Regions from separate parts of the Mus musculus genome. Here regions 2 and 3 are each linked to region 1. Evidence: chromatin loops called from intact Hi-C (ENCODE). Cell type or tissue: left cerebral cortex. All regions are shown on one strand. Region 1 holds the start of Hs2st1 (heparan sulfate 2-O-sulfotransferase 1). Region 2 has its middle 47 kb from the start of Selenof. Region 3 overlaps Hs2st1 (heparan sulfate 2-O-sulfotransferase 1).

What was found. Hi-C counts contacts between places; a loop is a spot of excess contacts. Peaks named below come from ENCODE experiments on the same cell type or tissue, not always from the same donor. Only the 100,000 strongest peaks of a DNase experiment are listed, where the experiment ranks them.
Region 2: a loop joins it to region 1, with 2.3 times the contacts of the local background. A loop is called at or near these places in 15 of 42 quality-filtered maps.
Region 3: a loop joins it to region 1, with 1.8 times the contacts of the local background. A loop is called at or near these places in 2 of 42 quality-filtered maps.

What each region holds. Positions count from the first base shown.
Region 1 is chr3:144,568,026-144,572,025 of GRCm38, reverse strand. Hs2st1 (heparan sulfate 2-O-sulfotransferase 1) reads left to right here and starts at 1,810. Exons shown (of 7, transcript NM_011828.4): 1 at 1,810-2,292. The coding sequence starts at 2,169. Selenof (selenoprotein F) reads right to left here and starts at 1,599. Exons shown (of 5, transcript NM_053102.2): 1 at 1,227-1,599. The coding sequence starts at 1,301. In left cerebral cortex, a CTCF peak has its summit at 1,926; DNase peaks (open chromatin) are centred at 1,641, 2,211, 2,747 and 3,043; H3K4me3 peaks cover 3,541 bases; H3K27ac peaks cover 2,342 bases.
Region 2 is chr3:144,614,959-144,618,958 of GRCm38, reverse strand. No RefSeq gene overlaps it. Among named protein-coding and RNA genes, the nearest start is that of Selenof, 47 kb to the right of the region's middle. In left cerebral cortex, a CTCF peak has its summit at 1,719 (motif pointing right); DNase peaks (open chromatin) are centred at 1,228 and 1,733.
Region 3 is chr3:144,478,462-144,482,461 of GRCm38, reverse strand. The region is part of intron 1 of Hs2st1 (heparan sulfate 2-O-sulfotransferase 1); the gene reads left to right. Among named protein-coding and RNA genes, the nearest start is that of Gm43707, 32 kb to the left of the region's middle. In left cerebral cortex, a CTCF peak has its summit at 2,259 (motif pointing right); DNase peaks (open chromatin) are centred at 246 and 3,882.

The DNA of each region.
Region 1 (4,000 bases):
GTCTGGGGACTTACTCTGACAAGTCTAATGTGATGGAGTTTGGATCTATTTACACAGTGGGAGGATCTGGCTTTCTGTTTTTAGCCTTGTCTCCCAGGAGGGAATCTGTGATCTCCATGGCAAGGTCTTAAGAGGCTTCTGCTCTTTTGGAGTATTGTCCTGAGACGGCTGTGAAAAAGAAGTCAGTCATTTACTGGGAGATGAGTTAGCAGCAGAACTGAGCGGTCCCTGTTAATGGCACTGACTAGAACTACAGTAGCTTTGGGTTTTTAGTTAAATTCACCAACTAGCTCAAACAGTGCATCCATGAGGGAACTGCTTCACTAACATAAAGGATGGTTAAATTGTTTAAAAACATTGATTGGCAAGGGGGTGGGGGCAGGTATTTACAAAGCCATAGCCTACTGAGATTTTGAAGATAGTTTGAAAACATTACTCCTTTGTTACTTTTGGTAGTGGTAACACATTCAAACGACTACAATGGGAGGGAAAAGCCAACAATTTACTTATGTTTCCAGTATAAAAGTTTAAAGGGATGTTCCCTAAGTGTTTTCTGAAGTACCAGATGTTTCAAAACAACATTGTATTGCAATGTAAGACGCTAAGAATCCACTCTTTGGACAAAGTAAGAAAAGCAGAGACAACGTTTGTGAACTATAAGACCTATGAAGAACAGAGTATTTAGAGACCTACGGTATAATTTTAACTTTCCAAAATCTTGGACAAATCACTTAAGTATCCTAAGTACAAAGACATGTAAATATGGGTGGAAAACTCCCATAGAGGAATTTACCAAAAATACAGTTGCTTCATGAGTAGCTAAGTAAGTCAAAACCAGGTTAACTCCTTTCAGAGATTTAGAACCCGTGTCGTCTGGTTAACGAGGAAAACCGCTTGTCTGGACCAAAACCCTTTAAGGTTTGGGAGTTTGTAAGCAGCGGTAGTTTCATTCACTTGTGTCTCACTCAAAGAAACGTCCCTCCTTTCTAAGCATTACTGACTATGTACCCTCTGTGCTCTGAAAAACCGATCCTAGCTGCCTGAAGCGAGGAAACCATCGTCTCTAGAGCTCCGGCTGGAATTCTGCCACGTTTCATTCCGGATGGAAGCGGCCGCTAAGGCAGCCCGTTCCACGGGCGGCTCCCAAGCGTGGCCCCGGGTTTGCCCTTCCACATCCGCGCTCTCCGACCAGCCTTGAGGCAGCCCCAGAGGCGGTCCACACTCACCGCTTGAAACGCAGTCGCCAGCAGCAAGCGCAGCCCCAGAGCGGGCCGCAGCCACCCACCCTGCCCTGCCGCCATCCCTGCGGTCTGCCGTCAATCTTCAGGGGTCTGAGGACCCCTGTGCCGGGGACGTCCACTGCACTGCCTGACGCGAAACCCGCCGCGAAAGGCCACTGCTACAAGCCTATTATCCCACAAAGACGAGTGTTAGTTAGGCGACCATGGGAGCCTGTAAGTGATCGATTGTTAAACAGTCCTCAGGTTCTTTTAGAGATTCAAATTAGGCATTTTCCTAAACTCCCCACACCGGGGCTTCTTATTCACGACATTCAATCGGCTATCCACGAAGCCCCAGCTCGGCCATCAGTAGCCCCGCCTCCTCCAAGTTTACCCAATCGGACAACGCCTTGCTTGAGTCCCGTGACAAGGAACCCAACCGTAAATCGAACCGAAAGGGCGAGAAGCGGCCTCTCTTCGGACCAATGAACACCACTGTACCGGAGGATGGGGGTGGAGCCTCTGGTTGCCGGGCAGCGTGCGTCAAGGCGTGCGCGTGGTGGCCGAGGGGGAGGGGAGGGGGCGGGCCGAGGGCGGCGCAGCCGCAGCCGCATCGCCACCGGAGGAGCGCGCGGCCGCGAGCGACCGAGGGAGGGAAGGGAGGAAGCGAGGGAAGAGGGCGTGCGGCCGTGGGGTCCCGAAGCCAGGGGGCAGCGGCAGCGGCAGCGGCAGGAGGGCGCCAGGGCCGTCGAGTGGGCCGGGGAGAAGCGTGCACCAGGCGGCCGGCGCTGGCTCCCGCGGGCGGGAGACCGGAGAGGAGGAGGGGGTCGCTGCGGCGCGGCAGTCCGCGCAGCTCCCGGGTCGGGGTCTCCTCCCGGCGCTTCGGTCGCCCTCGGGGCCCCGCTCCCCGCCCCCCGCGGTATGTCTTGATCGCGAGCGGCGGGTTTCATGGGGCTCCTCAGGATTATGATGCCGCCCAAGTTGCAGCTGCTGGCGGTGGTGGCCTTCGCGGTGGCGATGCTCTTCTTGGAGAACCAGATCCAGAAGCTGGAGGAGTCCCGGGCGAAGCTAGGTGAGGCAGCCGAGCGGTGCGCCGGGGCCGGGCTGGCGGGTGGGCATTGCCGGCTATAGCAAGTGGGCTTCCTCAGGGGGCCTCGGAGAACCTCGAGAGCTGGGACCCGGGCACGTCGAGCTCCCGCCACCGGGGAGGGAAGCTGGGCTGATGAGCTGCACGCGCGAGGTCTCTGGCCAGAGGGCTGCCCCGTCGGCCCTTCACTGAGAGAGGGGACCCAGGTCTGCCTGGAGCTGGTGCTGCTGGAGGACACAAACGCTCCCTCTCTCTTCTCTTCCAAATCGTTCTGCAAAGCCCCAGTCATGTGCAGAGATGGGGACTGGAATTTGAATTAGGGGCACCTGGGCACAGGATCCTTTGGGGATGGTGGTCGTGGGGAGATTCGTCGCGGGGAGATGGGTAGAAATGGAAGGAGACTCCGGGAATGATGGGGAGTGAAAGCGGCTCACCGTAGTGAGTGGCAGGCATGCCTGAGCCTAGGGCAGTAAGGGACCTTAGAACTGACAGCTTTGGTAGGCTGGCGGTGTGGGACAGCGGAGCCGATGATGGCACGAAAAGGAGACATCTGGGGGACTGAAGTTCTTTATGAGTGACGCTAAACTGGTTGATTTGGGCTTCAGAGTGGGGTCGTAAGTTTAGGCTGATTGCATGTACAAGAGGGGAACGTTGAGGGTTTGGAATTGCAGGGTTTACCTTGTGAAAGGAAAAGAGTGGGGAGAGTGAACCATATGGGTCTCTTAAAGCGTCTCTCTCAGTGCCCGAATGGAAAAGGGTGCTTGAAACACAAAATTGGAGTGCGAACTTGTGCAACAGCAGTCGAAAGCGCGGATAGTCGGGTGCTTCCGGATAGTGGAGAACTTTGGTATTTGGAAGTGCTCTGGAGACAGGGACTTAATCATTGACGCGTTTTGATTTAAAAATGTATGTGACACTTGAAAATCAGCTCAGAGAATGTAATTTGAATATGGGAAACAGCTTTTGCATACACTTTGACCTTGCCTGTTTCTTAAACACGATTTAAAGTTACCTTGAGGAACAGCTAGATGCAGCTTGGGGGTGCGGATTAATTTTCAAGAAAAGAAGTACCAGAAAAGAATTTAAATTTTATATATAGTAGATATTTCCAAGTTTTTGGTAGATTTTAAGGAAGCCTTGAACACATTTTAAAGAATAGTGTTATAAAAGCAAGAATCGTTTGATTGATGTCCAGCTCCGTGTGAAAGAGAAGCCAAAGGTACTTGCAGTCCAGTCCTCCTTTCTAGAGTGAAATTTGAAGAACTACTGAATGTATGTACTGGATTTAGAAAGGTTTTATGTGCTAAAAGTTATTCAGTTTAAATATTGAAGGTTGAACAGTATCTCCTTTTGCCTTTCACGTGGCTCATCTGTACAACATTTACAGTCAGAGTCTGGCCTCATTCATGATCCAGTTTTACAGGAAAGAAAGTGACTCAGCTTACAATAAATTAAAAGTTGTTAAAATGAGCACTTGTATTTACTATTTCTTCAATTGGCTTTTGGAATTCTCTAGCTGTAGAGGCTCAACCTGATTGAATGTGCCTATTGTCTTCCTGACCTAACAGTTTCCTCTCCAGCGCTTGGAAGCTGTTTGTGGACGCCACCAGAATAGCTGAGGATATAGAACACCACAGGTAGAACCATGCGTACCCTCATAGTTTTCATAAATGGGAAAAAAAAAGTCCTGTCA
Region 2 (4,000 bases), 47 kb before region 1:
GAACCCACACAAAAGCCAGGCTCTGCGGACCTGATGCTGTGGTTGGGAAGACAGGAAGTAGTGCAGCAGCCATTGCATTAGGCCCTGGAGCTACAATCCACGATGAGCCACGGTCATTGTCTTCTCGAGGTGGACATGTCTGTGGAGATCGTACCTCCAGTAATCCATGGTATTAATTGTATGTCACATGATCGACAATAGTGGCAAGAATGGGCACATTTTTCTATTCTCTTTTTTTTTTCTTGGTTTTTCGGGACAGGGTTTCTCTGTGTAGCCCTGGCTGTCCTGGAACTCACTCTGTAGACCAGGCTGGCCTCAAACTCAGAAATCTGCCTGCCTCTGCCTCTCAAGTGCTGGGATTAAAGGCGTGTGTCACCACACCCGGCATCCTTTTTCTATTCTTAAAACACAGTATTTTTTTCATTTTCTCCCTTTTACCCCCTCCCCTAACTGTCTGAAAAAGGTATCAGGCGAGGCCAAGCAGAAGAGGCAGTGGTCCAGCAGGGCCACGAGCTATGGCAAGACTAACATCCTAGTTAGTTTTATCCGTTAGCTTTAAGTAGTTAGCTCTGACACACCCTAGAGTCAGCTGAGAGGAACTCTCACCCAAGGACCTGGAGGATTGCTCTGTATTGGACTGACCTAGGGGCATGTCTGTAGGGTATGATCTTAATTGTTAGTTGAAGTTGGAGAGCCCACTGTTTGAGACACCATTCCCCTGGCACGTGGTAGTCCTGCACTGTATTATAAAAACCAAGCTGATGGGGCCAGGAGATGACTCAGTGGTCAAGAGCACCGGCTGTTCTTCCAGATGACCCAAGTTCAATTCCAGGCACCCACACAGTGGCTCACAACCATGTGTAGCTCCAGTTCCAGGGGACTGACAACTTCCTCTGACCTCCTAGGGTGCCATTCACAGACATACACACAGACAATCACATCAAAGTGATCCAAAGCCATACCACAGGAAACAGCGTGGGTCACCAGAGTCAGTGCCGTGAAATGACTGGTTAACGTGTTAACGTGTTAGCTGATAATGCATAAGCTGACTAGCCAGCATCAGACGGACTGAAGGCACTCTACAGCTCTGGCTGGAACTGCTTACAATGTCAGCATCTATCCCGAAGTCTAAAATAGAAGCAGAAGTCAGGAATGTTCCAAATGAGGAAGACGTTGAGACTCATGGGAAGCAGAAAAAATGTGTGATCCTGGCTTGAATCCTCTGCTTATAAAAAGCTGCCGATTCCACCGGAAAATCTTAAGTGGACTTGGCTGGAAGAAGGATGTAGGGCAATTCTTTGTAACTATTCTTGTAACTTTTCCACAGGAAACTATTTGAAAAAAAATTAAGTAGTATGATTGCTGTGGCAATACAGCTTATTTGAGCTACTGGTGTGGCTGAGAGAATAACAGGGTGCTGTTGGGTGGGAGATGGGTTGGGGATAACAAACAGGTGGCTCTGAGCAAGAAAGCGTGTTTGTCAGAGGGAAGGAGGATTCATGGTTTGAGCTTCCCTCGTTTGAGCTGTGAGTTTCTTCTTCCCAGCCATGTTGGCCCAAGCACCTTACCTCGAAACTCTCTGTTGCCCTCCCTGCTAGCACTGTCTGTCTACCAGATGCCCCCTGAAAGCACTGTCTACCAGAGGATCCTGAAGATACTGGGAAGCCGAAAGAAGGCTCCTTCAGACACTTAGGAGATATCAGTGCAGTGACATCATATGGCCAGCAGATGGCAGCAGGCAATTCTGGGAAAGAAGAGCCTACTGGAGCAGGGAGGGAGGGCTGGTGAGGCCAGGGCCTGGCTGGCTCCAGCTGTTGGCTCTCTGTGAATTACAGCCTCCTGCCAGGCAACAGAGCCTCCTACAACCCAACCTTGCTCTCTGGAAATAATGGGGGAAAGAGAAGGAGGGCTGAGAGAAAAGTCTTCATTGTGTTTTTGAAGAAAGATGCTTTTATTTCTTCCAATAATGCAGGAGAGAAAAGGAGAAGCCATCATTTCGCAGAACTTGAATGAAATGCCTCAGAGTCCTGGGAGTTAATAGAAAGAGTTGGATTCACTGGTGAGAGGGCGGGACACACCCTCAGTACTCAGGACAAAGGAAGAATACAGACTCAGTTCACTTGTAGTGTGGAGGCAGGGGCTTGAGAATCAGATGAGCCAATCTGTGCATTACAGGGTGTGGTTAAGTATTCGAAAAATCGCTGCAATTGTTGCTACTTATTGGACACTTATTGAGGGCCAGCAAATAACACCCGGCACCAACCCAAGTGTTCGGTGTGTGCTCTATCATGAAATCTCTTCCAGAGTTATGTGTGTGTATGTATTTTGCATATTTCACATTTAAAATTTCAGGCTTAGAGATTGTAACTCATTAATATAAGTTTGTGAGGGTGTTTTACTGTGTGCCTACTGGGGACATACTGACAAGACCAGGGTTGAGGACAAACATGATCCTTCTCTTTTTGTAACTTACTGTCTAGCTGTGAATCCTAGGGTTGAGAACAGAGCCAGGACTTGATTTCAGGTTGGTCAGATACAAACGACTTCTGCTGCCGTTCTAATAACAATAATCGCAATAAAGCTGCACCATTGCTTGCTGTTTAGCACCCCGCTTCCTCCGAGCAGGCCTTTATTAAACCTCTCATTTGTAAAGTAGAAGTTAAAAACACCTAGTTTATAGTTGTCTGGAGAATAAATAAGATAATTCTAATTAAATGCTTACTGTAGTCTGGCATCAAAACTCATCAATAACAGGTCATTGTCATTACTAGGACTGCCTTGGGGTCTGAGATCACACACACACACACAAGTCTCATTAACACATCCTGAGAACTGTCCAAGATTAGACTGTGTCCAGCCTTGAGGTGGAGGAGAGGTTTCATCCCGGAGATGCTAGTTGCTGTTGTTGTTGTTTTGCCTTTGGGAGGGTCACTCCATCATTCTCTCTCCATGTGTCCTGGATGTGGCTGGCCCCAACCCCACCAGGGCTAGACAGATAACTCAGAGCAAGCCGTGTGGGATAATTCCTCCTCCCTGTTGATCATCAATCGAAGGATGAGTATCTCATCCAAATAGCCAATGAGAGTCACTTCAAGGGCTTTTCAAAGAGTTACCAGAAAAGAAATGATCTTTCAACTGAGGCTATTTGCAGGAAGGAATATCAGAACTGAAAGAAGCTGAGAGCAAGGTCACCCGGGAGAAAGACTGTATGTAGTCAATGGATGGCTTGAGAATCCTGATGACATCATCCGAGCCCTGGAGCCAGGGGCTGGCAAGCTTTTACTGGAAAAGGCAGGATCATAAATATATCAGATCATTCCTGCGAGGACCCAACGCATTATGGCTTGAGAGCGGCCTTAGACACTGTGTAAAGAAGTTACGTGGCTTCGTGCCACTAAAACTATTTACAGGAGCACTTGATGGGGCCCGGAGAGATGGCTCAGGGCGGAATGCTTTTCCATAGGGCCTGGGTTCAGTTCCCAGAACCCACATCAGGAAGTTGATAATCCCATATCCAAGGAATACTGCACCCTTTCTGGCCTCTGCAGGTACCCACATACATGTGGGAGACACACATTCATAAGTAAAAATAAAAATTAATCTTATAAAAAAGTCAGGCAATGGGCTAATGATCTCTCTTCTCTGAGGCTGTATGGAAAGCCAGACACCACTGGACTCTTCAGTTAGGGCTGCTGCTCACTTCCTTTCCGGATTAGGCCAGTTTGAGATTTATATCACAACATTGGAAAGGGCTCTGATACAAGCTTCAATTTGATAAAATATGACCTTAATTAATCTGGCATGTTACAGATTACCTAATGGTAAAGAGACTAATTTATCACTCCTATCACCAAGTGGAAACTTTCGGGGCAGCCATTCTTGCTCTAAGTCTATTCTGCAGTGGCTCGTGTTTGAGGGCGCGTGATCCTGCCAAGGAAGTTGAAACATAACTGCCACTAAATCTCCCCAGAGAAGCAGAGCAGGCGTGGGGTAGGGTGCA
Region 3 (4,000 bases), 90 kb after region 1:
TCCTTCATATGAAGTCAGATTTCTGTTTAGCAAGCATTGACTTCTTTATCAAAAATGTGGCCCCAGAATTCTTACTACTCCTTGAAAGGCTTGGCCATATGAGCATGTCTGTCTCCTCTCCCTTCCATCCTTCCATTTGCTCATGGGGAATAGAGTCAAGGCCTGGCATCCTGCTCCATCTGTCTTAGCTAACAGGATCAACACAGTTTAAATCTCAGCAGCGTGCTGAGCGCCCTCTCCAAGTGAGTAGACAGAATTCTCTGTAGTAGGACTGCTGTCCAGAACCAGAGGTAGTTTGTCAGGATGACAGATCTAGGTCTAAGATGCGTGCTTACAAATTGATGGTCTAAGTTTCTTATGTGTGATATTGGAGAGGAAAGCATACCTAGAAGGGATTTGTCTCAGGAGCTGAGGAGGGTCAGCCTGAAATCTGACTCAATCATTTTTAAATCTGCATAGTAACATGATTACCAGAGTTTTCCTTCGGTGTGTTCAGTCATTCAGTCATAACTAATTGATTCCTCCTACCACAGTATACCTTGCAATGCTCTGAGCGTGAAGCGGCCAGTGATGCTGCTCAGTGTCTCACAGCTTCTCCCCCCTCCCATGCTGCTCAGTGTCTCACAGCTTCTCCCCCCTCCCATGCTGCTCAGTGTCTCACAGCTCCTCCCCCCTCCCATGCTTCTCAGTGTCTCACAGCTTCTCCCCCCTCCTATGCTTCTCAGTGTCTCACAGCTTCTCCCCCCTCCTATGCTGCTCAGTGTCTCACAGCTTCTCCCCCTCCCATTCTTCTCAGTGTCTCACAGCTTCTCCCCCCTCCCATGCTTCTCAGTGTCTCACAGCTTCTCCCCCTCCCATGCTTCTCAGTGTCTCACAGCTTCTCCCCCCTCCCATGCTTCTCAGTGTCTCACAGCTTCTCCCCCCTCCCATGCTGCTCAGTGCCTCACAGCTTTCCCCACCCCCATGCTGTTGAGTGTCGCACAGCTTCTTCAATTATAGGGTCACTTCCCACCAGTATTTCACCTCACTCAGAGCAGACTTTTCTGTCACTGTCACTGTCCATTTTGTGAAATGACCATTCCAGAACATCTATATAACATCTATATTACTCAACAGAGCATTTCTTCACTATGTCTTAGTGGGAATATTTTTAGGACATTTGAAGGAAATGAGCAGTGCATCTTATTCAGAGTTACAGTCATTGCAAGCACTATATTTACTGTAAACCCGTTGAAGACATTGTTTATTTTTATATATAATTGGACATATGAAAAAGCTCTGAGCTTTCTTTGGGAAAATCCTTATAGACGTTGAGGGTCTATTTTCTCAATCTTGGTTATAAAGATCGATACTTGGGTGTCTGGAAATTGATTTGTTTTCCTTCTGCCTCGGGCACTTGCGAACCTTGAGTTTAATAGCAAATATGTTCACTTTTAGGATAGACAGTTGCTTTCTTTTTCCTGGTTCACTTTTTTCCCTTTTTATTGAACCTATTGAAATATGTTTTAGAAATAAGCTCTTTGGAAAGAGAAGGCATGCGAAAAAGCTCTGAGTATTCGAAAGTAACAGAGCTGGAGGCAGAGAGACTCTGCAGACTGTGGCAGTACAAGCCAGGGTCTGTGTGTGGTGAGGATCCCCTGGGGATGAAGGTCTGCTGCAGCTGTGAGAAGATGACTTCAAGTCCTCACGTCACGTTTATGTATCTGGTTCTTTCAAACCTGGATGAGGAGCAGAACTGAAAACAACATTACTAAATTTGGTTTCATACAGACTAAATTTCTGGTATGCATCGAACTGTTATTTGAGGCTCTGTTTTCTCTTAACCTGTTAATGTAGTAAATTATACCAACTTTCCAATAAGTAAATTATTCCTAGGGTAAACATCATTCCTAGAGTAAACTTTGCTTCATTTTGGCTTATTATTATTATTATTAACATTGAATTTAATTTGCTAATTTCACTAAGCACTTGTATGTTTGCATTCATTGAATTATATCAGTATTTATAATAAGTCTTTCATTGTACTATATGAGTCTAGTTACTGATGTTGGAATATGGCATTATTCCTCATAAAATACACACACCCCTTCTTGTATGGTTTGACTCATTCAAAGATAGATGAGGTGAATCCATGTATTAAATCTGGATCACCTCTTTAGAGAAGAATTAGCTGCTGTGGCTAGTATAGATTTTTTTTTAAAGATTTATTTACTTATTTAGTTATTTCATGTATATGAGTACACTGTAGCTGTCTTCAGACACACCAGAAGAGGGCATCGTATCCCATTACAGATGGTTGTAAGCCACCATGTGGTTGCTGAGAATTGAACTCAGGACCTCTGGAAGAACAGTCAGTGCTCTTACCCACTGAGCCATCTCTCCAGCCCCAGCTGGTAGAGATTCTGACATCAGATTAATTTCTCAGATGGTTATTGTTTTTTCCCAGCATTCTCCCTTGAGGGGGATCGATATATACAACATTTTCCTAGGAATTTGGTCATTTTGTATAATTTAGTATATTTAAGATGTCTTCAGAGTCTAGAATGTAAAAGAAGTTAACTGGGAGATGAAGAATTGATCATCAGCATGAGAGGAAGTTTGATCTTTGGGCTAAAGCTATAAAACTAAGAGCACAAGGCACCAAGAACAAAATTTTCAAGAAGCGCGGAATTTCTCACCTCTGCTTACATTTATTGTGCTGTAGGTTTTCTGTTATACTCATAAAACAACTGATGTGAGTATTGGCTCAGCATGCCGGGCAGGCATGGGAGCAGAAGGGAGGTGCCGGGGCAGTCAGGATTCCAGAGGAGCTGGCATGTATGTTTAAGGTGCTGGTGACGACTCTGTACAGTAACTGATGTAAGACAGTGTTGGGAATAACTTCCAAGAGCAGCTTAGGAGAAAGTGGGCTCCTTCTGGCTCCCTGTGCTGTCCCAGGCTGTCCTGGTAGGGAAGGTGTGGCAGTGGGAGTGGCCTGCAGATGAGGTTGGTGCTGCCCTGAGTGGGGTCAGGGGTCAGGAGGCAGAGAGGGGCACTGAGCTCAGTTCCCTCCCCACCCCATCCATCTCAGGACCTAGCTCACGATGCGGGTGGCTCTGCTTACAGAGATGCAGAACATGCAGAACAGGTCTCAGTCGAGTTATTCTCTCTGGAAGTACCACACAGACGCCCAAAGATGTGCCCACAGTTGGGAAACAAGAAGGGTAATTTCTGGCTTTTGTGAAGACCATGCTCTCTCACCTGCCTTAAAACACGTTTTAGAACACAGAAAAACAGACTGCAGGCAAAATCTTTAACTTTTGTGATATTAAAGATCAACAAAGGTGCCTTAACAGTAACGTTAGGGAAACAAAGATCCAAGAAATAATTTTAGCTAAAGTTTTCCCACACTTGTCTTTAAGGTGAATTAAAGGTTAGTTTTTCCTAGTCCTAGCTGAGTTTGCCACTCATCAATTTATCATCTGCCCCCATCTGACTAAGCTCTCATTGCCCACTTTAGGAAAGTAGAAGTGGGCCTTTAAAACATCATTTCTTCACTGTGGGGTAGAGGACACTAGCGTGCGCCACTGCAGGCGGAGGGAGACCGTCCTTCCTGATCCGAGGGTGCTGCTTCTGCCTCTCCCCGTTCCCTGAGGTGCCCAGGAGTTACCAACACTCACCATTAGCTTCCTCTGCACCCAGATTTCTCCTATCCAGACAGCAGGATGCCTCTGCTTCCGCACTAAGATGCCTCGAATCGCCCGATCTCCAGGTCTGCTCCATCACCCCGAGACTTACCTTGGGAAGCTCCACTTTAGCATTTTCCTCTTCCTGCAGAAGGCTGCAAAGCATTACAATGAAGGCATTTATAGTCTGAGTCACATTACCATCGCTTTAGCTTACTAGATAGGATTGTGTTTCTAGTTGGTTGCAAATGTTGATTTTTCTTTTCAGTTTGCAAAACTGTGTGACAGAAAATCTGTAGCTAAATATCACTTTATGATTTCCATCTGTTCGAGTA